Regions from separate parts of the Mus musculus genome. Here regions 1, 2, 3 and 5 are each linked to region 4. The links are chromatin loops, found by intact Hi-C in ENCODE. Cell type or tissue: left cerebral cortex. All regions are shown on one strand. Region 1 overlaps Ece1 (endothelin converting enzyme 1). Region 2 holds the start of Alpl (alkaline phosphatase, liver/bone/kidney). Region 3 has its middle 24 kb from the start of Gm32079. Region 4 overlaps Rap1gap (Rap1 GTPase-activating protein). Region 5 overlaps Ece1 (endothelin converting enzyme 1).

Region 1 (5,000 bases), 220 kb before region 4:
GGAAAACAACTGATGTCATCTGTTACCCATGACAAGAATGTAAGGTTTCAAAATAATCTTGGGGTGGGCTGAGATGGCTCAGTGACTAAGAGCACTGGCTGCCCTTCTAGAGGACCTGGGTTCAGGTCCCAGCTGCCATAGGGCAGCTTACAATGGCCCGTAAATCCAGTCCCAGGGGATCTGATGCTCTCTTCTGGTCACCAGAGGAACTGCATGCGTGTGGTAGACATATATACATAAAATAAATACATGCGTAAAATAGGTAAAAATCCTTTTCTTTCTTTCGTTCTTCCCCCACCCCCCTGAAAAAAGAGTTTCTATCTGTTGCCCTAGGTCTTGGAAGTCCCTCTATAGATCAGGCTGGCCTGGTAACTCAAAGATTCGCCTACCTCTGCCTCCTGAGTGCTGGGATTAAAGGCATAAGCCACAACCACCCAGCTAATTTTTTTTATTATTATTATAAAAGGGATAGTAATATGTACAAGCATTAGACTATGCACAACTATTAAAGTCTTCCTCTTTCCTGCTGGGCATGGTGGAACAGACTTTTAATTCCTGCACTTGGGAGGCCAAGGTGGGCAGATCTCTGTGAGTTTGAAGCCAGCCTGGTCTACATAATGAGTTCCAGGAGAGCCAAGGCTAGGTAGAGAGACCCTGTCCCAAAAAAATCCAAAAGAAAAACCACGACCAACAAAAACCTTCCCACTTCCTAACTGGCTGTCTGTGTGAGGCTGGCTTTTCTATATATACTCTTAAGCAAACTGTTAGAGTGGATGATATAGAGGCAGACATGAGAACCCAGCTGCCTGCTAAACCAGAAATAAAGAAAGCTGAGGAGACTGGGGCTGAGCACAGTTGTAGAGAAAGGCTGATTCCACCCCCAGAGCTGGTCCTGAAAACAGTAAACCTCTGTTTTTATCAATACCTCTGTTTTTATCATCCACTCAATTATCTACCTACCGAGAAAAGATTCATGGGAGCTAGAGAGATGGCTCAGCAGTTAAGAGCACTTTTTTGTTTGTTTTCTTTTCTTTCTTGTTTTTTGTACATTTTTGGTTTGTTTGTTTTTCCAAAACTTTGGAACTCACTCTGTAGACCAGGCTGACCTCAACTCCGATCCGCCTGCCTCTGCCTCCCCAGTGCTGGGATTAGAGGCGTGCACCACCACTGCTGACTGCACTTGTTGCTCTGGCAGAGGACCTGGATTTGGTTCTCATTATCACATGGCAGCTCACAACCATCTGTGTCTCTCGATCCAGAGCATCTGACCCCTCTTCTGACCTCTGTGGGCACCAGGCATGCACACGGTACACAAACAGAAAAGCAGGCAAAATACTCATCTATGTCATGAAAAACATTGTAAAGGTTGCCAGGTAACTGTGGGGCAGAGCCTAGAAGAAATGCCGAGACGAGGAGCCACACACCAAGAGAGGCAGCCAGACCAAGAGGGACTCAGAAGATCGGATGAGATAAATCAGTGAAATCAAATGGACAGAATCCGGCATGCAACCGGCATCCAGTAACTGCTGAATGTCACAAGAACTCCAGAAGGCTGAGGCAGGAGGATAATGAGGTCAGGAGGAAGAAGAAGAGGAGGAAGAAGAGGAAGAGGAACTGATAATGCCAGCTAGCCCTAGAGTGAAGCTGATTCTTGTGGGAAACAAAGCCAAAAGCAGGAAATATAAATTAATCTAAGTAGACAGCTAAGAATTGTATGTTAATTCAAGTCAGCTAAACCGATCTGTAAAACATTCACTTATATAAAACCAATCAATCCATCAATCAACCAATCAATCTTTGGGCTGGAGAGATGGCTCAGTGGGTAAGAACACTGACTGTTCTTCCGAAGGTCCTGAGTTCAAATCCCAGCAACCACGTGGTGGCTCACAACCACCCACAGAGTGAGCAGATGTGTCATAAATTCAATTCCCAACAACCAGATGAAGGCTCACAACCATCTGTACAGCTATAGTGTACTCACATACATATAAATACATACATACATACATACATACATACATACATACATAAATATATAAATCTTTAAAAAAAATTCAGATGAATTGGCAGCCCTGCCTGTGCCCATCTGAAGCCCATCTTTTGCTTAGAGGAAACAGGTGTCTGAATCTCCTGTCCACAAGAGGGCGCCAGAGGCAAAGGGGAGTTGTCATCACCTAGGTTACAAATTCTGCAAAAGATGTTTTGGAGTCAGAAAGTTAATCTGAGGAACACTGAGCTGAGAGGGCGTCTGACTTTTCTGAAGAGATGTTGTTTGTTTGTTTTGTGCTGTTTTTGTTTTGCGACCAGGGCACGGAACCCAGGGCTTCATTCACACCAGGCAAGTTCTCTACCCATGAGTATTATATACATGCTTAGCTAGAGTGAGTCTGTCTGTCTGTCCTATCTATCTATCTATCTATCTATCTATCTATCTATCTATCTATCTATCTATCTATCTATCTATCTATCTATCTATCCATCCATCCATCCATCTATCTATCTATCTTTGTTTGTGTGCGGTGCATGCTTGAGTGTTATTTATTTGTGAGTGTGGCATATGCACATGTGTGCACACGTGTGTGCAGAGGCCAGAGGTCATTGTTGAGTGTCTTCCTCTACTGCTGTCCATCTCAATTTCTTGAGGCAAGATCTCTCATGGTACCTGGAGCTTGCCAGCTTGGCTAGGCCGGCAGGTGGGACAAGCTCCGGGGTCTTGTCTCCTTTGCCTGCACCGACGTGACAGATCACAGTGCCTCCATACTTCTATAGCAAGCACTTTTTTTCTTACTAAATAAAATACTAACACACCCAAAGCTGTGTGCAGCGGCATGTGCTCACTGTGAGGCACTGGGGACGCTGAGGCAGGAGGAGCAGTGGAGCTCAGGAGTTCAAGGCAATCCTGGACAACATGCTAAAACCCCATCCTCAAAGACAGTGGAAGACGGACACTGGGTCTCCCTACTGGTTATTCTGATTTAAGAGGCTCTGGGGTTTGTTTGCACGGTTGGGGATCAAGGCTAGATCTTTGCAGGTAAAAGGCAAGCACTCTACCAACTGGGCCACACCCCGGCACCTAGGTTGTGTCTCTGAAAAAGGCCCTCAGGTGCTCCTGCTGTGGTACAGCTTGGTTCAGCAGTTCGAGTGGCTGGGGCCCATCCGGAATCTTCTTCAAACCCCTATGGAAAAGCCACCACTTTTGTTCATGGGGAATTGAGGACCACATGGGGGCCCTGCCCAATGATCCAAGACCATGTTTTTTCCTTCCCACGGGCAAGAAGGAGAAGCAAGCTCTGACGGCTGCTGAATCAGCAATGCTGCGTGCGACAGGAAGCCGGCTCTGTTCGGCTCCGGGGTGCTGACCACTCTGCTAGCAGGCCAGGTGAGGGGTGATGCTGACCCACCCACCCCCAGCCAGGAACCTTGCTGGCCAGAGAAGCACCTCCATCCCTCGGAGGGTGCTTAGAACACCTGTCTCTGGTTCACAAACGCAAGCAATGAAGCCAAGTGCCCCCCCCAACCTCAGGTCACCCTGGGTCTCCCGGTGTGCAAGGAGCCCACACCTTGGGGAACTCACTGATCTCTGTTGGGAGCTTTTCTGAGCTGGTCAGCTGTGACCCTCCATGAGAAGTTGAAAAAGCGCATGGCGTTCTCAAAGTAGAGATCAGGAACTGCTGTGTACTGAGGAAATAAAGCAGAGACTCCTGTAAGAGAACGGTTAGGCTGGGCGTGGTGGCGCATGCCTTTAATCCCAGCACTTGGGAGGCAGAGGCAGGCAGATTTCTGAGTTCGAGGCCAGCCTGGTCTACAGAGTGAGTTTCAGGACAGCCAGGGCTATACAGAGAAACCCTGTCTTGAAAAAAACCAGAGAACAGTTAGGCTGGGAACCTTCTAGAATTGTGAGAACTCAGGCCCCACAAGGCCAGAGAGTGGAATGGAGGGCTCAGGTTCTCTCTTTTTGTTTGTTTGTTTGGTTGGTTGGTTGGTTTTTCGAGACAGGGTTTCTCTGTATAGCCCTGGCTGTCCTGGAACTCACTCTGTAGACCAGGCTGGCCTCGAACTCAGAAATCCGCCTGCCTCTGCCTCCCGAGTGCTGGGATTAAAGGCATGCGCCACCACTGTCCTGGCTTGACTCTCCCTTTCAAAGACACCCTAGAACTGTTACCCAAGAGTGCCTGAGAGGGTCACGATGCTATGTGCCACCCTAACATAATAGCACTTGGGACTTCAGCAAGACTATGTCCAGTGCTGACAGACATATCCTATGCCTGTCTTAGCTAATATGGTCAGTTTTTAAAAAGATCTATTTTATGTTGAGTGCACTATGGCTTTCTTCAGACACACCAGAAGAGGGCATCAGATCCCATTACAGATGGTTGTGAGAACTGCCCAATGCAGGTGCTGAAAACCCAACTCTGGTCCTCTGTAAGAGCAGTACGCGCTCTGAACCACCGAGCCAGATCTCCAGTACCTCCCTTAATCTTTGGATCTGTCTGTCTGTCTGTCTGTCTGTCTGAGATAGGGTCTACCTTATAGTCCAGGCTGACTGTGAACTTGCCAAGTAGCCAGAGCTGGCCTTGAACCCTGTTCCTCCCGCCCCAGCTTTTGGAGTGCTAGGATCAGAGATGCACATTGCCCTGTCTGGTTACTCCCCCCTGTCCTTTTTTCTGTCCCATGGTGTTGGGGCCCCTCCCTGGAGCTGGCCATTCCTAGTGAGGCACAGAGCTTATGTTCCAGTAATAACCACCAAACAATGGGTGATGGTGGCTCTGGGGAGACAGGGGCTCCCACTGACCCAGGAACATAAAGGAACAGGGGAAACCTTCCTCATGCCCATATCCCTAACCCCACCCCCCCATCACGATGGTACAGGCTGAGAGCCACCACCCTGGCCTTTCCTCACATGGGCATCGGGGAGTCTGAGGGGCATGTGGAAGCCACTTACGTCATTGAAGACTTTGTCCAGCTCCTTGGGGTCCATGATGAAGTTGGGGTAGCCTATC
Region 2 (5,000 bases), 67 kb before region 4:
AGGGGGAGAGTGGTGCTAGAGAGTCTGCCTCCATGGTTACCAAATGAGGCTTACTGTGAAGAAGAGCTTTGCATCTGGTTGACAGGCACAAAGGAAGTGTTCCTCAGCCGACGGCTCAGGATGGACTTTACTGGACTTTACTCCCCATTCTGGATGTAGGGCTGCTCTGGGCGGCCTGACCCACTGTGTGGACTCAGGAAGCCATACAGCAGGCCCCTCCATCCAAATCTCCAAGTTCATTTTTATACTGAGTTGAAGGTGGGGCCAGAGGGAGCCCCGGGAGTCACAAAACCGGAGCTTTGCTTGAAACATAACAATCACACCTTTAAACACCTACCAGAGTTCAGATGTCTTTCCTACCCCCAGGGGCCCAGCTGTCTCCTCTCCTTTGTCCTTGTCCACTGAGGTCCCTACTCTAAGCTTCTGGACCCCTGGCTCTTACTTGGTATCCCTGACCCCTTTTTTTTAGATATGGTCTCTCTCTGCAGTTGTTTGGTCTTGGATTTGTGATCCTCCTGCCTCAACCCTCTGAATATTAGGATTACAGGTGTGTGAGTCAACCCAGCTGTGACTATGAAACTTGGGCCTTACTTCAAGCAGGGAGCTCATGGCATGAAGTCAATATGGACAAAGAGAAAGAACGAACAGCTCTCAGGCACGGGAGCTTGGAGGTCAGGTGGTGCCATTTCCTATTTCTCGGAATCGTACCCTGGAGAAAAGACGGCGAGAGTTCTATGTAAGGGGCTGCTTCCACCGGCTGAGCAGGCCTGGCCCTGCAGAATCTGGGCTCCATTTACAAATGTTCTGGACCAAACAGCTTAACCAGAGGTACCTTGTCAGCCTACCAACCAGCCAGGACAGAGCTAGGGCAGGGGGTGGGGTGGGGTGGGGGCGGGTTTGGGCTCCTGATGTGAAGGCCTGACCCCCCTCCTTGCATCAAAAGTGGTACCCAGAGATCAGGGAAGCAAGGGATGCTGGGAGACACCATCTCAGGTGATTGCTTCCTTCTGTGCTGAATCTGGGACCCAGGGTCTCCTGCACATAGGCAAATGCTGTACCACTGAGCTGAATTCTTCAACTGAATTCTAGAGGGTCAGAGACCAACAACAGGGAAAGTGTAGCGAAGAAGGTGGCAGAAGGAGATCAGCAGCCACTCCGATCCCTTGGAGAGTGCTTTCGATTCTCCATGAAGACACAATGGACTCAGGCTAGCCATAAGTCAAGCCAGAATTGCTCATTCTCCATGTGTGGTGTTGGGGGCAGAGGAGAGGGGCTCCGTGGTAAGAGACAGGACCCTTCAGCCTTCAGCGCCTGCTGCTTCAGCTTCTCAGCTCTGCCAATGTTGGGAAGGGGGATCATTTATGATGCGGATGTCCCTCGGCACACAGATACAATCTCCAGCCTTTTGTCATCTTGAGCCCTTTGGCGCTAGCTAGCAAGTAATTGCCAAGTGCTGTGTTCTGAGCTCACTGCTGTCTTAACTCTCAGCTCCTTACAGACGAGGACTGCCGGGAAATGACCAAAGTTTCATTTATTCACCGCCCCAATGGCTTTTGCCATTATGACCTTGCTATGAAATACATAAATAAGGAGTAATTTACCCAATACTTGGTCTCACTTTGTAAAAACATAAACTTATTTCTCAAGGGAAATTTCCTAGCACCGCTGTAAATAAACAGCATTAATTATTAAAATACAAGAACAAATGAAAACAAACCCAGGCATTCCTGGGTTTTGGCATCAGGCTCCAGTTCCGGCCCTGAACTTACCGATGAGGTCACATGTTGTCTCTGGGCCTTGCTTTTCCTCCTGTAAAATGGGCTCAATAGTAGAGCTCATATAGAAGATGCCTGGACCTAAGACGGAACTTCAGGGTAGAAGTGATCAATCCTAGGTGCCCAGGAAGATGGAGTTCAGGGAAACCTGATCTTTGCTTTCAAATCTCTGGCTGTTGGGGATTAGAGGTACAGATGGGTTTTGTCAGCTTCAGTAGCGATGATAAGACCCTCCTCTTAGGAGGAAATGAGGAAGTATTCAAATGGTGGTGGCATTCAAACCTACCTCCAGGAGTTCACAGTAGGAAACGAATCAGAGACTTCAAAACCAGACTGGCTTTCAGGGGAAGGGAGGTGGTGGCCCTTGGGGAACTGGATAAGGCCCACTGGCACCCAGCGGTTGCCTTTCCTTGTTTCCTGTGCATGTTCCAAACTCGGTCTCTTATAACTCTCCCAATAACGTGAAGGAAGAAAAACCAGGGGATAGTGTCTGCGGGTTATAGAGCCTTGGCCAGTCCCCCGAAGTCACCAGAGCAGGCCTGTGGGCCTAGACAGTCTGGCTCCACTGCCTGGGAAGTGGTCTGCCCCGGGCAGGTCCTGGGGCTTCTGGCTGGGACAGACAGAATGTCCTGAGTCCCTGTTTCTTCAGATATTAGGGAGGGAGGGCCCTGTCCAAGGGGTCTCCTTCTGCTTCCTACTGACTTAGTTAAGGGCAAAAGAGAAAGTGGATAGGAAAGGGGTAAGGGTGTGAGGCTCAGAGGTGCACATGGTGACGGACAAGGATGTGTAGGCAGAAAGACGCACAGAAAAAAGGAGCCAGGTGGGTTCACAGACGCGCAGGGTCAGGCACAGGAAGACAACCATCGAGGGACAAAGTCTCCTACAGAGAAATCAAACCTAAAGACAAGCCAGCTGCACCCTGAAGCCAGGATGAGCCGCAGGGAAAGAGAGAGGCAAGGCGGGTTACCCTGCCTGTTGCAGCCCTACGGGCCGGGTCGAGCGCCGCGCTCCCGGCAGGGGGCGCCCTGGCAACGCAGAGGCACCCGCCTGGGGCTCGGGGTGCGGGCCGGGGGCGGGGCGGCCGGGGGCGGGGAGGCCGGCGGGTGCTCGGCCAGGCCGCCTTCATAAGCAGGCGGGGGAGGTGGCCGCCAGAGTACGCTCCCGCCACTGCGCTCCTTAGGGCTGCCGCTCGCGAGCCGGAACAGACCCTCCCCACGAGTGCCTGCAGGTAAGGAAAGCATGCTGCGCCCGTGGCTTGCGCGACTCCCACGCGCGCGCTCCGCCGGTCCCGCAGTGACTGTCCCAGCCACGGTGGGGACACGTGGAAGGTCAGGCTCCCTGGGGACCCACGACCTCCCGCTCCGGACTCCGCGCGCATCTCTTGTGGCCTGGCAGGATGATGGACGTGGCGCCCGCTGAGCCGCTACCCAGGACCTCACCCTCGTGCTAAGCACCTGCTCCCGGTGCCCACGCGCCTCCGTAGTCCACAGCTGCGCCCTTCGTGGTCCCTTGGCACTCTGTCCCGTTGGTGTCTAAAGTAGTTGGGGAGCAGCAGGAAGAAGGCACGTGCTGCGATCTTTGGCGGGAGAGATCGGAGACCGCGTGCTAGTGTCTGTCTGAGAGTGGGGGAGCCCAGGAAACGGAAGGAGCCTGTGAACGGTTCCAGGCTGTGTGCAGGTGAGAGTGGGGCTGCTGCCTTGCCCAGCGCGGGTAAGAAAGGGTTAAAGGCACAGTCACAGCGGCAGGACCCAAGACGGAGGAAAAAAACCTCATTCTTACTCCCACATTGTCCATGGTAATCCTTTTCAACGCGTAATGGGCCTGAGGAAGGAAGACTTGCAAAGGACTCTGGGGTATGCCTGTGAATCCTGATTAAAAAGGAAAGCTGGCGCGGCAACTCTGGAGAGATGCTGGCAGTCTGGAGGCTGAGGATCTCTGTGAGTTCGAGGCCACTCTAACACTCTAGGAAGATTAGGTCTCAAAATCATACACACACACACACACACACACACACACACACACACACACACACACACACACACACATACATATAACAGAGGGATTATTCTCAGGCCTGAAAGAACGTTTGGCTCCAAGAAGAATTCAAAGACCCCCCCTCAGGCAGCCTCAGATTCTCAGTCTGGTTGAGAATTAGGGCAACTGTTTATTAAATGCTGGATAAGGACTGCTCTGACACCTGACAGACTACAAATAGGGACAGAGAGTTTTAGACAATGTAGGCAATGACATTAGGCATTGAACCCTGTTGCCCATTCTCCACAGCCCAGGAGATTAAGGAGAGCCCCCCCCCAGTATGCCCTTCACCCTCCAAGCCTCTCTGGTCTCCCCAGTCAGCTCTTTCCTCTCCCACTCCCTGGCCGTCTCCTGTCTCTGCCTCCTTTTCCAATTCCTGAACCGTCTCTGGTTCCCTTAGGGGAGAACACAGCTTCTCAGAAGCCTACTGGTGGAGTGAGACAGGTCTGGGCTGGTTCGCAGCCATGTCAGTGATGGTCCCATCTATATGTTAAGACTACAGTGAATCAAAAGACCCGATAGGCCAGACAGTGAGTGTCTTCGATCCACACATACTTACCAGGCATCAGTTGTGCGCTAAACTCTGATCGAGGTGCTGAGAAGGGAACAGTAAATAACGACCCCTTCCCCCCACCCAACTCATTGAGGCGAACATTGGCATAATAAATTCTTTTCAGGCTTTGAAAATTTGAGTGTCACATGGTAGAATGAAGATGACGTAGTTCCCCCAAAAAAGGGATCAAGATGTCACACTGTTGTCACAGTGAGCAGCCAGTACATAGTACTAACAAGATGGGGTGAAACTGTGTGATCTGGCCACAGCTCTGCTCTCACGGTGGCTCGGGATTCTCCTTGAGGGCGTACAGGAGCTGGAAGTCTTTGGTCTGTAGACCCTATTGGTGGGGAGCATGCTGTACAGCCTGCAACATGTTTAGCGGGTTCACATACTTTAGAAAGCAGTGGCTGTCCCTAGCTCCAGTCTCAGCAGAGATTGCATCAGTGTGTACAGGGTTATGTCACTGCCTCTGAACCCTGCGATCCTGTCAACCACCTTTGCCCAGGCTCTGCCCATTCCTTGATGGGCTGGACAGGGAGGAAGCACTCAGCCTTCCTTACTGTCACTTGGGTGTCCTCCTCCCTCCCGGACACAGCCTGGGAGGGGAGCCTGGAGCTCCCGGCTGGGAATAGCCC
Region 3 (5,000 bases), 110 kb before region 4:
AAAAAACTTTACTGCATATGTACACATTGGTTGTTTGTCCAAACTTATGTGTGGTGGCCAGCAGTAGTCAGTGCCACTCTGCAACGGCACATGTGGCTTCCCACATTTAAGGAGAGAAGTGCAAGCAGCTGGATGTCCCTCTTAGGATCAGAGGAAAGGCTAAGTCAGAGTAAGGCCTCCACATCTCTGCAGGATAGACAGGTAGGCTGCGCCACCTTGAGGACCTTGCTGTAAACCAGTAACACACCCCCTGCAACGGAGGTACCCCACAGAGGTGGCGTGCATGGGAGGGCTGCTAGTCCTTCTGTGGACACCCTAGGAGAGAACAGGATGGAGGGGAGGGTCTGAGACGGGGCTGGGGAGTGTCAGCGATCTGCAGAGGAGACTGAGAAGTAGAAACGGGAGGAAACAAAACCAGGAGGAGCTCTGACCACAGAGGACAGAACTCTCATCCCCGGGTGCTGAGGGCTGCCAAGCAAGAGGTCAAGTGTACTGAGTCAGCAGGACATGGGCTGCTGGCTTAGGGAACATCCGGTCAGCGTGACTTGGCAAGCATGGGACAAAATCCAGAATAGCCCGTGCTGAAGGAGAAGAAAACAAACGGGCAGTCCTCCCCAAAGCTTGCTTGTTTGTTTGTTTGTTTGTTTATTTATTATTGGCATCAGGTGCCAAACTCAGGGTCAGTACTCTACTATGGACCCATATTCCCAGGATCCCTCCCCACCTCCACCCCCACCCCCACCCCAGTATAAGACAGAGTCTCATGTAGTCCAGGTTGACACTGAATTCCATGTGTAGCTGAGGGTGATCTTGAACTTCTGATCCTCCTGCCTCTGTTTCTGGAGTGCTGAGATTACAGTGTGTAGTTATAGGTAGGTAATAGACAGACAGACAGAGACAGACAAATGATAGAGAGATGATAGGTAGGTAGATGATAGATAGATAGATAGATAGATAGATAGATAGATAGATAGATAGATGACAGGTAGGTAGATGACAGGTAGATGATAGATGGATAGATGATAGATTATAGATAGATGCTAGATAAGTAGATAAATGATAGGTAAATGATAGATAAGTAGATAAATAATAGGTAGATGATAGATAGATGGTAGATTAGATAGATAGATAGATGATAGATAGATAGATAGATAGATAGATAGATAGATAGATAGATAGATAGATAGATAGATGGATAAACAGACAGACAGATAGATAGACAGATAGAAAGATAGACAGATAGACAGATAGATAGGTGATAGATAAGCCCACCATGGTGAGCTTATAGTTCCGGGATGTGTGCACACGAGACAAGTGTCTACCAACAAGAGCTACAGCATGAGTTACATTCCCTGCCCCCTTTCCCTTAAGGACTTTCTTCCTAAGGAAATAGGCAGGCAGCTCCAGTTTGGGTCAGGTCAAGGGAGGCTCTTCTCTTTTGCTTTCCCCTCCCACCCCCCCCCACCCCCTGAGATGAGCTACTTGCGAGGGCTTGGGTTGGGTGTGGGGTAGACTGTGTGTGTAGGAGAGGGTATGGGGGAATGGCTGGGTAGAAGGATGGGCTGCGGAGGCTGATGCTCGATTTGCTGTGTAGTTAAAGATGACCTTGAACTTTTGATCCTTCTGCCTCCACCTTCCAAGTGCTGTGATGGCTTGCCACCTCTAACTTCCAAGTGCTGGGATTGTAGGTGGGTTGCCACCACAGCTGTCTCAGGAAGGGACGTTACGGCAGGATGCTAATGCTAATGCAGAGAGCCTTCTGTGCTGTGTGGACAGTCTGAAGGTGTCGCATTGAGAGTAGAGAAGAACAGGCATGCCATGCTTGGGAGTAGAGTTCTGGGAGAGTGGAAAGTTTCTAAGGAGCTGCAGGCGGTTCTGAACTCCAAGCAAAGCTGGGTTATCTATCAGTCATCTGTCTGTCTATCTATCTATCTATCTATCTATCTATCTATCTATCTATCTATCTATCTATGTCCTTCTGGCTCAAGCCATCCTCCAGCTTCAAATTCCTGAGTAATTATGTCTACAGGCACTGGCTTTGGTCCTAAATGCTCTGGTTTTTATTTTATTTTATTTTATTTTATTTTATTTTATTTTATTTTATTTTGTCTAGCTCTATCCCTTGATGAAATGACTTTATCTTAAGATCTTAGTTTCCAACCTATAAAAAAGGGGACAAACACAACCCCACTCATTACAGTTTCTGGTTCCTGGATCTGGTCTGGTCTGGCTGTCAACGCCTCCCTCCTCCCACCCCGTCCCCATGTTGAATGTTGGGAAGGGTGACCTGGAAAGCTGTCTGTGTTTATAACAAACTGACCAGCAGGGGCAGCAGATACCTACACAGGAACACCGGAGCAGCCTTGCGCTGTGGTACCCAGAGAGCAATGCAGGGGACAAGACTGAAGCTGCCACTAGGCTGATCTGTGTGGCTCATGAGCCAGAAGGGAAATAAGTACCACACTTGAGTTCAGGGGCTCTGTAGCGGAAGTGGACGAAGAAACAGCTCGATTTAAGAATGTAACCGCTAGGGAGGAGAAAGGAGCGGACAGAGTCTAGGCTGATCTGTGTGGGAGGGGCTAGGGAATGAAACAGGCTGGCAGGGCTACCTGAACTGGGGGGTTAGAGTTGACATCAGGGAGTCACAGGGGCACAGAGGAGGGGGCGGGGCAGAAGAGGAAATGGGGTGTGGAAAGGAGAACTGGGAGCTTCCAAGAGACCCAGAGCCGCACCTGTAGCATAGGGCCTGTGGAGGGCCGGGGAGACCCTGGGGTGGGGACAAGGGCCCATCACACTTGGCCCCCTTGGTGTCTCTTCTTCCCGTCTCGCTGAGCTTGCAGACCCACAGCAGTGGCAGCATACGAGGTGGCCCTGAAGCATTTGAGGCCCACAATTGCCAGGGCTGGAAGAGCTCCCCACATTCTTGTACCCAACGCCACGTTTTGCGGAGGAGGAAACCAAGACCCAGCTCCCTTGTAGCTCGGCGAGACTGGATTGAAGCTGCAGCTGGTCTCTGCCCTGACGGGCATCATCAGGTATAGTTAGCGGTGGCCGGCGCTCCCACAGCCTGGAACATCCAGGCTCGGGACACCTTCAGGGGGAGAGTTTTCAGGACAGAAACTGTTGCCACGCCCCCTTGGGAGCTTATAAAATCCCACGTCTCAATTCTAAAGCAAGGGGTTCAGAATAAAGAGGATATAGTTAATGTCTTTAATACGACAGGGTAATTTCGAAACTGAAAACAAACTTGAGGGAAGGCAATTAAAAGCTCTTCTCCCTTGGAACACAAATATGAGAAACAGCGGCAAAGATGGCACTTAGCTCAATCCTATGTTTATTTTATTTTAAAGCGCCACCAACTGGGGCTTATCCTGGATAAAGAAGGAAAATTAACCTTCAGAAAATGCAGCCACTAAGTTCTCATGTTAATCAACAGGCTACAGGAGAAAAACCATGAGACAGTCTCCGCGCAGGCGCATGCTCAGAAGAAAGCTGTTCGGAAAGTCACACCCATTTGCAGTTTCCAAAATCTTTAGTAAACCAGGAGGGAGTAGGGGGTGGGAAAATTACCAAAACTTATAACGGGGTTGGACACGTGGCTCAGTGGTTAGAGCACTGGCTTCTCTTGCAGAGGACCTGGGTTCAAGTCCCAGCACCCACATGGCGGCTCAGACCCATCTGTAACTCGGGTTCCAGTGAATCCCATGTTCTCTTCCAGGCAGGCACATGGAGCAGACATACACTCGGTCAAAACATTCATATACATAAGATAAAATAAATCTAAAGATGTTTTTACATTATTAAGGTCACTGAGGTGGTTAAGCCGGGGTGCTCATTGCCAAACCTGGCAGTCCGATATCAGTTCCTCAGACCAATATGATGGAAGAAACTGACTCCCCCAAGTTTCCATCTGACTTCCTTGTGGACATTGTGGTGTACACACACACACACACACACACACACACACACGTAAGGGTTTTTTTTTTTTGAAGGTTTGTTTGTTTGTTTGTTTTTTAAAGTATGATTAAAGCCAGGCTGTCACGGTGCATGCCTTCAATCAGAGCACTCTGGAGCCAAAAGCCGGTGGATCTTTGTGAGATCAAGGCCAACCTGGTTTACAGAACTACTTCCAGGATAGTCAGGGCTGCACAGAGAAACTCTGCCTCCTACACCCCGCCCCCCCCCCCCCAAAGAGTGTGATTAAGGGCAGGGAGGCATTGTGGTGCACACGGTTAATCTCAAACACTTGGAAAGCAGAGGCAGGTGGATCTCTGTGAGTTCCAAGCCAGCCAGGGCTACAAGGTGAGTCCCTGTCTTGAAAAACAAAGAACCACCACCACCACCAAAAATAAAAAATAAATAAATAAAATTTAAAAAGAAGAGAAAAGAAAAAGAAAGAAAAGAAAAGAGATATAAAAATTGGTATAAGATGCATAGCCAGAATTTAAGGAAAACATATATGTTTTTAAATTTTTTAATGTATATGAGTGTTTTGTGTCATGTATGTATAAGAACCGTATGTTTGAGATGGAAAGGGGTCAGATTCCCCTAGAACTAGAGATGAAGGTGGTTATAAACCACCCTGTGGATGCTAGGAATTGAACCCAGGTCCTCTACAAGAATAGCTAGTGCTCTTAACTGCTTAGCCATCTCTACAGCTCATTAAAAATGCATATTTGGAGTATTTGGTATCAAATCCAGGGCCTTGTGCATGCTAGATGGGGCTGAACCTTACCTATAGCCTGAATAGCTTCTTTCGTTTGGTTTTTCTTCAGAGGGTCTCATTATGTATATATCTCATTAATAATATATTATATATGTATATATTATTATTATTACTGATAGGGTCTGACTATGAAGCCATGGGTGTCCCAAAATTACCTATGTAGACCAGGCTGGCCTTGAACTTTTAGTAATTCTCCCTCATGTGTCTTCTCAAGGCTGAGACTGCAGGCAGGCATTTCTATGCCCAGATCCCCCAAAATATATACTTTTTGTTT
Region 4 (5,000 bases):
ACTTTGGCAAAGTTGTCCTGGAGTTGGCCATAGATGTCCGGGGGCACCTTTGCTGTGGGTGTGGGTGGGATGCTATAGACATGGATTCTGCACCAGTCTTCATGCACGACTCCTTAGAGGTATGAGTGTTTGGGATCATAGTTTGTCCTGTTAAGGTGACACTTAGAGAGTCTTGCCCACAGGGAGCTGGGATGCCAGGGGTGTGAGTTGCCCCCACTGTCTCCTGGGAGAGTGCTGCTGTTTCCAGAAGCCCAGGATATTTCTAACAGAGCCAGTTGCTTCCCGGAACTGGTGACCCCCGCCCTAGCCCTAATTCCAGCCTGGAGTTGGTGTCCCTGCATGCCCTCCCCACCTCAGAACCCAGGGTAGGCACAGAACTGGCAGGGGGACAAGAGAAACAGCACTGTCCACTTTGATCCCATGCGTCCTCGGCCTCCCTGAGCCCCACCTTGGAGCTTGAGAGTAACGGCCTGGGCCGTGGTGGCCTGGACGCTTCTTCCTGCAGCAAGGCTGGCGTGGCCAGGCAGGGAGGCTGGCAGGGCTGGCGGGGCTGGCTGGGCTGGCCAGGGATTGTTCTCCTAGCGACTCACCTGTGTTTCCCCAGGGCCCCTTGATCTAGATCAGCTCTGAACAGATCCAGAGAATTGGGTACACAAATGAGCAAATCCCCACGAAGGGATGATCAGCCAAAAAGCCTGTGGTGGTGGGGCTTAGGGAAGCATTTCCAAAGGCAACAACACCTCTTTCTTCTCTCTTTCTCTCTTCTCTCTCTCTTCTCTCTCTCTTCTTTCTCTCTTCATTCTCTCTTCTTTCTCTCTTCTTTCTCTCTTCTCTCTTCTTTCTCTCTTCTTTCTTTCTCTCTTCTTTCTTTCTCTCTTCTTTCTTTCTCTTTCCTTTCTTTCTCTTTCCTTTCTTTCTCTTTCTGTTTCTTTGTTTCTTCCTTCTTTTCTTTCTCTCTTTCTTTCTTCTTTTTCTTCTTCTTCTCCTCCTCCTCTTCTTCTTCATCCTTCTTCTTTTTTCTTCCTCCTCCTCTTTCTTCCCTTCCTTCCATTTTTTTAAAAAGACAGGGTTTCTCTGTGTAGCCCTGTCTTTCCTGGAGCTCTCTCTGTAGACCAGGCTGGCCTTGAACCCACAGAGTTCTGCCTGCCTCTGCCTTCTGAGTACTGGGATTAAAAGTGTGTGTCACCACCACTCAATTCCAGCTATACTTGTGTGGAGCCAGCCCGTGCGGCAATGTCCTCTGGACACAGGTCTGACGGCACCATCTGAAGGCTTGGCAGTAAGGTTGTTCATGGTTATCTGTGTTCAGAGGCTATACCAGCTCTGCTCCTGCCCCCAACATCACCTCAGTATTATCTGAGTCCCCACAGCTCTAGCACCAAGATCGCCATGAGGTCTCATTCCCTGAGCCTCACATCAGGGACCACAGAGGAGGGACAGGGGGCCGAGCTCACTAGGAGAGTGAACTCAGAGCCAGTGCCCAGGAAGCTCATTTCTGGATGCCATGACTGCAAGCTATAGGCTGGAGCAGAACGCACTGTAGAGCTGAGGAACAACGCAGCCAGGGAAGCTTGGAGCCAAACCCTGCTGGTCAGGGCTGGAGTTAGGGTATGAGTCATGGCCTCTGGGTGGCCTGAGGCGTCCGTGGGTCATAGAACAGCCCTGTCAAAAAACGGCATGGTACATCTCAGAGAGCCTCAAAGTACCCTCAGCATCTTCCTGGGGAGGTGAGAGTGAGGTAGGGGCACCGGGGTTCTAGGGACACTAAGATGGTGTCTCCCTCAGAGCACAACTGGATATCTACTTGCAAGGCCATTGAATGAATCTCCTGTGGCTCTTTCCTTAAGGGAACCCATCCTCCAGGATTCTACCAGCCAGCGGGCCCACCAGCACTCCATTAACAGCCAGCACTGTTCTAAGTGTATCCCTCCACTGTCTTCTGCGTGAAGTCTTGGCATTCAAAACCATGTGGTCTCTGGCCTCACCCCAGCCTATCTCCGTGTCTCCTCTATGGCTGTCCTCACTTTGGAGCCCCCCCTCTCCCCCAGTTTGAGATGTTCTCCACTCTCTACACACACAAGCCCCTCTCCTCTAGAGACTCTACCTCCTCTGCCCTTTCTGTCCACCCTTTTACCCTTAAGCCTGTGGTCCTATGCTATCAGGCAGGGAAGGGACTCTGTCCGCTTCTCTGCCCAGATGGTGATCCTCTGGTGCCCCCTGGTGGCCATACAAGGGAAACTTGGGATTTGCGGAACATGAGATGGGAAAGGAAACTGTTAGTTATATGCTGTCCAGACTGTATGCCTGTTAACAGTGGGAACCAGCTCACTGCATGTTTACAGCCCCTGAGGAGATCATGAGCTCTTCCTGTTCCTCTGAGAGGAGAGAGATGGAATTCCTCACCACCAAGCTAAGGAGAGATGGTGCCAGGGCAGACTTCAAAACCACACTTTCTCCATAGGGAAGGACACATGGCAGGTATGGGGTCGGAGAGTGGGGCCATGAAGAGGAGGCCTCAGCTGGTGTTCACAGACCCTGTGACCTGCTGGCCTTGGAGGCACCCTGGCCTCGGCAGCACCAAAGGGGACAGGTATATTCTGTCCACCTTGGGTCCTCGTGTGTCTAGGCAGGGTTTACACAAAGCTGTTCTTAACTCCGGGTACAATAGCGATAAATAGAATTTATTTTGTACAACCCTTACTGACATACATGTGGCCACAGGGCTTCCAAAGTGGGTGTTGGGGCTGGAAGTCTCGCCTTGGGCGTGGCTCCTAAGAGTGAACAGACACACACAAGGACATGGCTCACAGCAGCTATGCCTGGCAGCCCCCTCCACGGCAATGGTGGGCAGGGGATGGCGAGGTCTGGACTCCAGACCAGCTGAGACCCCCTCAGCCCAGTGCTCCCAGGAGTGTGGGGTGGCAGGGTTAAGCTGGGTGCTGGGTGAGGAGCCAGGGATGACCCTATCCACAACCAAGGATACTGGGCCATCGTGTGGAGACAGTGAAAGGACGTTGGCAGCTCTGTGGTAAAGCTGGGGGACTCAGGTTGGGTGATTGGTGAAGCAGACCCAGCCCCTTAGCCCACCCGGGGCCTCGGGAAGCAGTCGGCGTGATAGGCGGTCCCTAGGACAATGGCCCCCTCCTGGGGCAGGTGCATGGACTCAGGCTTCAGTGATCTCTGAAATACTCTTGTCCACTTGCAGCAGAGATGCCCAGAGAATGAGGGTGCCTGGCCCACGTCCCACAGCAGAAGCCGCACGGGACTCTGCCCGGCGCTTGCGCATTCGCGCACCCTGCACCTGCTGCTTCTGCGGTGGGCTGTATGCGCACGGTGCTTCTTCTCCTTTTCCTACCCTGTTCCCCGTGGCTCCAGAGGGGAACCCGGTGTGACAGAGGCCCAAGTGAGGGCAATCCAGGGCCACAGTCCCTGCCCACACCCAGAGCTCCAGCCTGAGGGTGGGGTGGGGGCGGTGATGCCGGCAGCATCCATTCTGAGAGCTCTGGATGGCTCCGCCCTGCGGAGACAGCCCAGATGGGCGGGCCCAGGGCTTGGAGGGAGGGGCGCCAGGGGCTGGGGTGGCTGTGGGGCAGAGGGCCAGCTGCCTGGATGTGGTGCGGCATCTTCTTGTGCTTCTGAGGCCTCCTCTGCAGGGAACGGGAGATGAGACTCAGAGGAAGATGGCAACAGCTTCTCCTCCCATCCCACGGGCATCCCTAGCTCGCCCCATGTTCCATGCTCGCCCAGTTCTTTTGGCTCCATCAAGCTCCCTAACAACTCATAGGCAGAGTTGAGGCAGCACTGTGTGCCCACTGCACAAATAGGGAACCCAAGGCTAAAAGGTGTCAAGAGTAGTCCAGGCCCGCAGCCACCGAGGCTGGAGAGTCCTGCCCAGCCCGGGGGGCTCTCATCCCCTCCTCCACCCCAGAGGATCCAAGTGAGCACCAGCTGACCTGCTCAGTCCCGCCTGCTGATGAGGTGACAGCTAGCAGCCCTGTGGGGACAGATGCAGCCGGAGGTGGGGGCAGGAGACACAGGAAACCAGAAGTCACTGGAAGAGCCCAGTCCTTCTGGCCTAGTGGGGCACCCCAGCCATTGGGTCCCTGGGTCCCTGTCCCCAACCGGCTCTACCCTCTCCCAGGAGGAGTCCCCGTGTACCATCTGGGGTGTGTGCTGCTCAGATGTTTCCAGTTGGATCTTGATCTCGGGACACGCAGGGTCCCCCGACTTGCCGACGTCTGGGTGGGGTGACCGTGTGAGGCCTGGGAAGGGGGGCAGGAGGGAGCCACCTCACTGGCCAAGAGGAGGCACCAAGGAGATGCAGGCATGGATGGGTGACTGGCACTGGGGTTCCCCCACCCTGCCTGGTCCCTCCCTTAGGGGTCTTCACCCTCAATTCACCTCCCAGCTACCCTCTACCATCCTCTGGATCACCGCCCCACGTAAGAGGCTGTCACATCAGGCTCCCATATTCGGCCCCGCCCCCTTCCCAGCACAGCTAGCCTGGTACTTGGGGAGCTTGGCCCCGCCCCTCTCCCAGCACAGCTAGCTTGGTATTGGGGAGCTTGGCCCCGCCCCTCCTCCAGGACTCCTAGCTTGGTATTGGGGAGCTTGGCCCCGCCCCTCCTCCAGCACTGCTAGCCTGGTACCTGGGGAGCTTGGCCCCGCCCCTCCTCCAGCACAGCTAGCTTGGCATTGGGGAGCTTGGCCCCGCCCCTCCCCCAGCACTGCTAGCCTGGTACCTGGGGAGCTGCCCCCGCTCGTGGTGCTCACGCTGTCGTCCAGCCATGTGCTGTAGAGGAAGGAGTCCCGCTTATGGGGAGTTCCTGAGGACGACACGCTCTCCTGGGGAGGGGGGGGAGGTCAGCCCCACCCACAGCCCCGCCCCACCCCCCTCCTTTGTTCGGGCAACACACACATCTGCAGATGTTCTCCTGGTCTGGGTCTCAGAGGCCAACAGCCTGTGAAGGCCCCTGCACCTCCACTCTAGGAGGCCAGCA
Region 5 (5,000 bases), 220 kb before region 4:
AAACTTCCAGCGGGGAATACAGGTCTGGAAAACATAAGACATGGCTGTCAGTGGGGCACACACATGATTGTACATGGGCCGAGCCCTCCTCCCCACTTTCCCTCCAGGAACCGTGCCGCCAGGGGCCTGTGCTTTCTCCTGGCGCTTCAGAGATACGTTTTCTGACCCAGAGGAGGCTACTTTAGGCACTGAACAGAGAAGACTCAGGGCTAGGAATACAGCTCCGTGACAGAGTGCTTGCCTGGCATGCAGGAGGCTGTAGATTCTGTCACCAGTACTGAAGGGAAAATAAGATAGGCATGGTGGCCTTGAGTTGGTGACCTGAGGTTTGCGACTAGCCTGGGCTACAGAGTAAGATTCCCCTTTCTCTTCTGGGACCTGGGGATGTAGCTCAGTTACAGAGTGTGGGATGCAAGGGGCCCTGGGTTCATGTCCCAGCTTCACATAATGCTAGGTGTGGGGCTGGGTATGGTGGCGCAGGCCATTAATCCCAGCACTCGGGAGACAGAGGCAGCTAGATCTCTGTGTGTTCCAGGTCAGCATAGTCCATATAGTGTGTTCCAGGCTAAGAGCTACAGAGTAAGACCCTGCCTTACGCACAGACAGACACACAGACACATACACAACTGAGCAAGGTGGTGCATACTTGTAATCCCAGCACTGAAGAAGTAGAGGCAGAAGGACCAGTGTCAGTCACCCTTTTCAGATACATTGTAAGTTCAAGCCTTGCCTGGGCTACTTGAGATCCTATCTCAAACACACACACACACACACACACACACACACACACACACACACACACACACACACACCTAAAAACAAAACCAAGATAAATTTCCCTCCAGGGTCTTGGAGCAAGTGAGGGCAGGTAAGGTAAGGTGGTTGGAGTGGGAAGTCAGTCACTCCCCAGCCTCCTAGCATAGCCCCGCCTCCTCCTGCCTCCCAGAGGATGCAGGGAACGTCTACTTGAACAGTACGGAACCTTCCCAGGGGGCCAGGACCCCACCCTGCTGCAACCTCCTAGAGAGACCACAGCTCCAGGACAGCAGAAGTCTTCTTTCTCCTCCTGAGGCCTCACGTCCACAGGATGCCTGACCAGCATACACTACAGACAAGGTGGTGGCTGTGGCAGAGATCTGGCTGAAGCCCTGGGAGGCCTCGCTCCCACTCGCTCCTGCATGGCAGCCCTGGTGGACAGTGTGACCACACACGGGCACCCTACTCTACATAAACAACTGCTGCTTAGGGGGTCCTCTTCACCCTGGAGAGCTGGCAGTAACAGCCTCTCACACTCCAGAAAGCCTAATCCATATCAGCCCCAGACCGATCACAGTACAAATGCCCATCACAGGCAGATGGGTAATCAAAATGTGAAGTACCCTACAGCAACATGTAGATAATAATCAAAATAACAAGGTCTTCCTCCTCCTCTTCTTGTCTTTTTTTTTGAGACAGGGTTTCACCATGTAGCATTGGCTATCCTGGAACTCTCCCTGTAGACCAGGCTGGCCATAAACTTACTGTCTCTGCCTCCTGAGTGCTGGGATTAAAGGCGTGTACCATCACTACGCCACCAAAATACAGGGTTTTCATATGTGATGCATCAGTTGACACAGCAAGGAACAAGAGGCCAGCCTGGGCTACATGAGACCCTGTCTCAAGACAAGAGGGCAGGGGAGACAGCTCGGTGGGTAAAAGGGCTTTTTGCACAAGTCTGACAACTTGAGTTCAATTCTCAGAATCCTTGATAGGAGAACTGACCCCGAAAGTTGTCCTCTGACCTTCACACACACACACACACACACACACACACACACACACACACACACACAGAGAGAGTAAATCAAGAGAAAAACGATGGCCTCCACATGAGGATCACATGTCACACAAGGGAAGCAGCCATCGATAGAGCGAAGGGTCTATAAGCCACCTTTGCTCCCAATCCGTTTCGTTGCTAAGATACCTCTTTGCTCTTTGGCTCAGTGTGCTTACTTCTTGCTCACCTCCTGCTGGCTCATGTCCCCTCCTGGGCCCCCACGGACAGCAGCTCCCCCCGCCCCGCCCATGTCCCCCCCCCCCCCCACAATGTCTCTCTTCAATCTCCTCCCTTAGGAGACCCACAGCCACTGCTGCACCGGAACCACGGTCTCCCTCATCCCTGGCCCATGCGCAGTGCGCACGCACGGTAGCACGCTCACCTTCTTCGTCCCATACATAACCTCCATGAACTTCTCGTCGGCGTCCTGAAAGCGCTGGTCCAGGAAGGAGCTTGTTTTGCGTACCAGGTTCCACATCATGTAGTTGTTGAGCAGACTGTGGTGACAGGACCAGGGAGAGTTCAGAGACGCCTGGGTAGCGTTCAAACTCCATTTCTGCCCCAGGCCCTCCTCCAGCCTGCCCATACAACTGCTGACTGATCTCTAAGCACGGGGACCATAAGCTCTTGAGGGTCAAGCCCAGCTCTTCCACCACAGAAAACCTCTGGTATTTAATGCAATTGCTTGTATGCCGTTGGTACTCAATAAATGTCATTGCTTGGTGACTCCATCCCAGCTAGACTCAAGGTTCCATGATTGGCAGCTCCTTCTGCCCCACCCCCAGGGTACAGGAAACTTATCTGTGCCTCTGCTGTGCTTGCAGGCCTCACCTTTGACCATTTAATCTAACCACTTGCCCAGGGCAAGGTAAACTAACACACGTATACGCGATGGAATACTACTAAGCCAGGAAAAATGTCTGCAGCGTTGGGATCTTGTGAGGGAAGATGACAGAGGCCATGGGCAAAACATCTGCTCTTGTTCACAGGGGGATGCCATAGATCAGGAAACCGCTTATGTATATGTATAAACACAAATACACACAACCTAGGAGCTCCTTTTTTAAAAAGGATCTATTAAATGCTCTATCTGCAGATACACCTACATGCCAGAAGAGGGCACCAGACTCCACTACAGATGGCTGTGAGCTACCACGTGGTTCCTGGGAATTGAACTCAGGACCTCTGGAAGAGCAGTCAGTGCTCTTAACCACTGAGCCATCATCTCTCCAACTCCTAGGAGCTCCTTTTTTTCCTTACACCTTCCAACACTTCTGCCTTTAAAATGTAAAAAGTATCCCTGAGTGTTAACCGAAACCAGTACCCAGTTTTTACTGGGTCTCAGGACTGGCCAGGACTTCCTTCTCGTAACTCTTCTACCTCTCACAGCCTCTCCGTATGGTGGGAGAGGGACCCAGGGGAAGGATGCCAGGAGGAGCTGGGATTCGAACCTGTAGTCAGAACCAGGAGCCTCCTGCAGAAACCCACCCAGGACTCTTTTTCTGAGACTGAATGTCACTTGTTCCCCACCCAGCCTGAGGAAGCCATCCCAGACCACCTTGTTCCGTCAGCACCCTGTGTGTCGCCGTTACCATTTGTCGGTGTTGTTGATGAGGGTGGAGACTTGTCTCAAGTATTCCTTGTCGTAGACCACGATTGGCTCAGACTCATTGATCTCCACTGGGTAAAAAATGGTGTTCAGAAAGGGTAACCAGTTGATGGCAGGTGCCAAGGTCTGCAAGGGAAGAGGGTAGTGTGAGGGTGGCCAGGGCACTTCTACCTCAGCCCATGTCTCCGGCCATTCCTCAGAAGGCTTTGTGGCTTTCTGACTAACGGCAGGTATGAAAGATGTTGTCCTGTCAGAGCACAAGGCAGAGAGAGCCAGGGCTGGCTGGCCAGAGTGTCTGTCTGTAGCAGTTTAAGGAGCCAGTGACAAGACCTCATCTAAAGAGTAGGTGACCCAAGTTTGGTTCCTAGCACACACGTCAGGAAGCCCACAACTACCCATAGCTCCAGTTCCAGGAGATCCAACACCTTCTTCTGGTCTCTGTGTGCATCTGCACAGCCATGTACATATCCTGAAACACACACATACACCACTAAAAACTTAAAAAAGAGACCTCATTTCAAAGCTGGTGCAGCGGAAGCCAGTGGTACTTGGGAGGCAGAGGCAGGTGGATTTCTGTGAGTCTGAGGCCAGCCTGGTCTACATAGCAAGATCCAGGCCAGCCAGAGCTACACAGTGAGAGCCTGTCTCAAAATAAGTAAATAATAAAAAATGGGGATAATTGTGCCTTTTCTTTGGGCAGGACCATTTGGAATTATATGCATGAATCTTTTCCAATACACGTGCCACACACATGGGCTTGATGGCTACCACTGAAACTTGTAATTTCCTTGTAGTCCCACTTTAAAAAAAACTAGCAAGAACCTCATTTGAAGCGCTGGGATTAGTGGCACGTACCGCCATATCTGCTGTCCCCATTACAAAACATATTTAAGGTCATCAGCTTGGTCCAGGAGCCATCACCCGCTGAGCTAACTCTGGACCATCATATGAATTTTTTTTTCCCCCAACAAAGTATTACTATGTAGACCAGGTTGGCCTTGAACTTGAAGTGATCCCCCTGCTTCTGTGTCCTACTAGTGGGGCTCACCTTAAGCATGAGTCCAGCTGTGTAGCTTTAGACACTCAGTTTAGTGCGGCCACCCCTCCCCCCTCCAGCCTCAGTTTCTCAGCATTTTACCAGGCTGAAGAATTCTACTCCCTATTTCCCAAGTCCCCAGGGGTAGAAACCACACCCACTCTGTCTTCTACCGCTCTCTACTGCCCCAAGAACTTCAGATAACTGGACATAAAGACAGTTTCAGTTCTTGTAAATTTTTCCCCCGATGCTTGGGATTGAACTTGGGGCTTTTAGACTCAAGGCCAATGCCCTTTCACTGAGCTTCTGTCCCAACCTCCCAGCCCCCAAGGCTTGCCCTTTTGTAACTGGCCAACTTCACTTAGCACAGTGTCCCCGAGCAGGGTTGCACAACGTTGGAATGGTCAGCTCCAGCCCCGTGTCACCTACATGCCCTGTTATTTTTAGAATGCTGCTTTTCAGAACTCTAGGTCTTTCAGGGCGATGGAGACTGTTTCAGCATCATGCGCCCCTGACTCTTAGCTACGGCGCCATCAATA

The links. Peaks named below come from ENCODE experiments on the same cell type or tissue, not always from the same donor. Only the 100,000 strongest peaks of a DNase experiment are listed, where the experiment ranks them.
Region 1: a loop joins it to region 4, with 4 times the contacts of the local background. A loop is called at or near these places in 28 of 42 quality-filtered maps.
Region 2: a loop joins it to region 4, with 7 times the contacts of the local background. A loop is called at or near these places in 34 of 42 quality-filtered maps.
Region 3: a loop joins it to region 4, with 7 times the contacts of the local background. A loop is called at or near these places in 32 of 42 quality-filtered maps.
Region 5: it touches region 4 in a loop (3-fold over the local background); 28 of 42 quality-filtered maps call a loop at or near these places.

What each region holds. Positions count from the first base shown.
Region 1 is chr4:137,950,176-137,955,175 of GRCm38, reverse strand. It overlaps Ece1 (endothelin converting enzyme 1), which reads right to left. Exons shown (of 19, transcript NM_001369179.1): 13 at 4,943-5,000; 14 at 3,575-3,678. Among named protein-coding and RNA genes, the nearest start is that of Eif4g3, 41 kb to the left of the region's middle. In left cerebral cortex, CTCF peaks have their summits at 196 (motif pointing left) and 2,146 (motif pointing right); DNase peaks (open chromatin) are centred at 792, 1,261 and 2,146; H3K27ac peaks cover 1,379 bases.
Region 2 is chr4:137,794,245-137,799,244 of GRCm38, reverse strand. Alpl (alkaline phosphatase, liver/bone/kidney) reads left to right here and starts at 2,861. Exons shown (of 12, transcript NM_007431.3): 1 at 2,861-3,003. In left cerebral cortex, a CTCF peak has its summit at 2,778 (motif pointing right); DNase peaks (open chromatin) are centred at 2,786, 3,147 and 3,560; H3K4me3 peaks cover 776 bases.
Region 3 is chr4:137,833,482-137,838,481 of GRCm38, reverse strand. No RefSeq gene overlaps it. Among named protein-coding and RNA genes, the nearest start is that of Gm32079, 24 kb to the right of the region's middle. In left cerebral cortex, a CTCF peak has its summit at 2,336; DNase peaks (open chromatin) are centred at 415 and 2,337.
Region 4 is chr4:137,727,522-137,732,521 of GRCm38, reverse strand. It overlaps Rap1gap (Rap1 GTPase-activating protein), which reads right to left. Exons shown (of 24, transcript NM_001379234.1): 21 at 4,743-4,845; 22 at 4,159-4,262; 23 at 3,954-3,994; 24 at 2,661-3,647. The coding sequence ends at 3,986. Among named protein-coding and RNA genes, the nearest start is that of Gm52682, 8.2 kb to the right of the region's middle. In left cerebral cortex, a CTCF peak has its summit at 2,220 (motif pointing left); DNase peaks (open chromatin) are centred at 2,219, 3,631, 4,278 and 4,456; H3K27ac peaks cover 1,558 bases.
Region 5 is chr4:137,943,568-137,948,567 of GRCm38, reverse strand. It overlaps Ece1 (endothelin converting enzyme 1), which reads right to left. Exons shown (of 19, transcript NM_001369179.1): 9 at 3,409-3,551; 10 at 2,199-2,313; 11 at 1-24. Among named protein-coding and RNA genes, the nearest start is that of Gm52683, 37 kb to the right of the region's middle. In left cerebral cortex, a CTCF peak has its summit at 2,914 (motif pointing right); no DNase peak of the experiment used is centred here.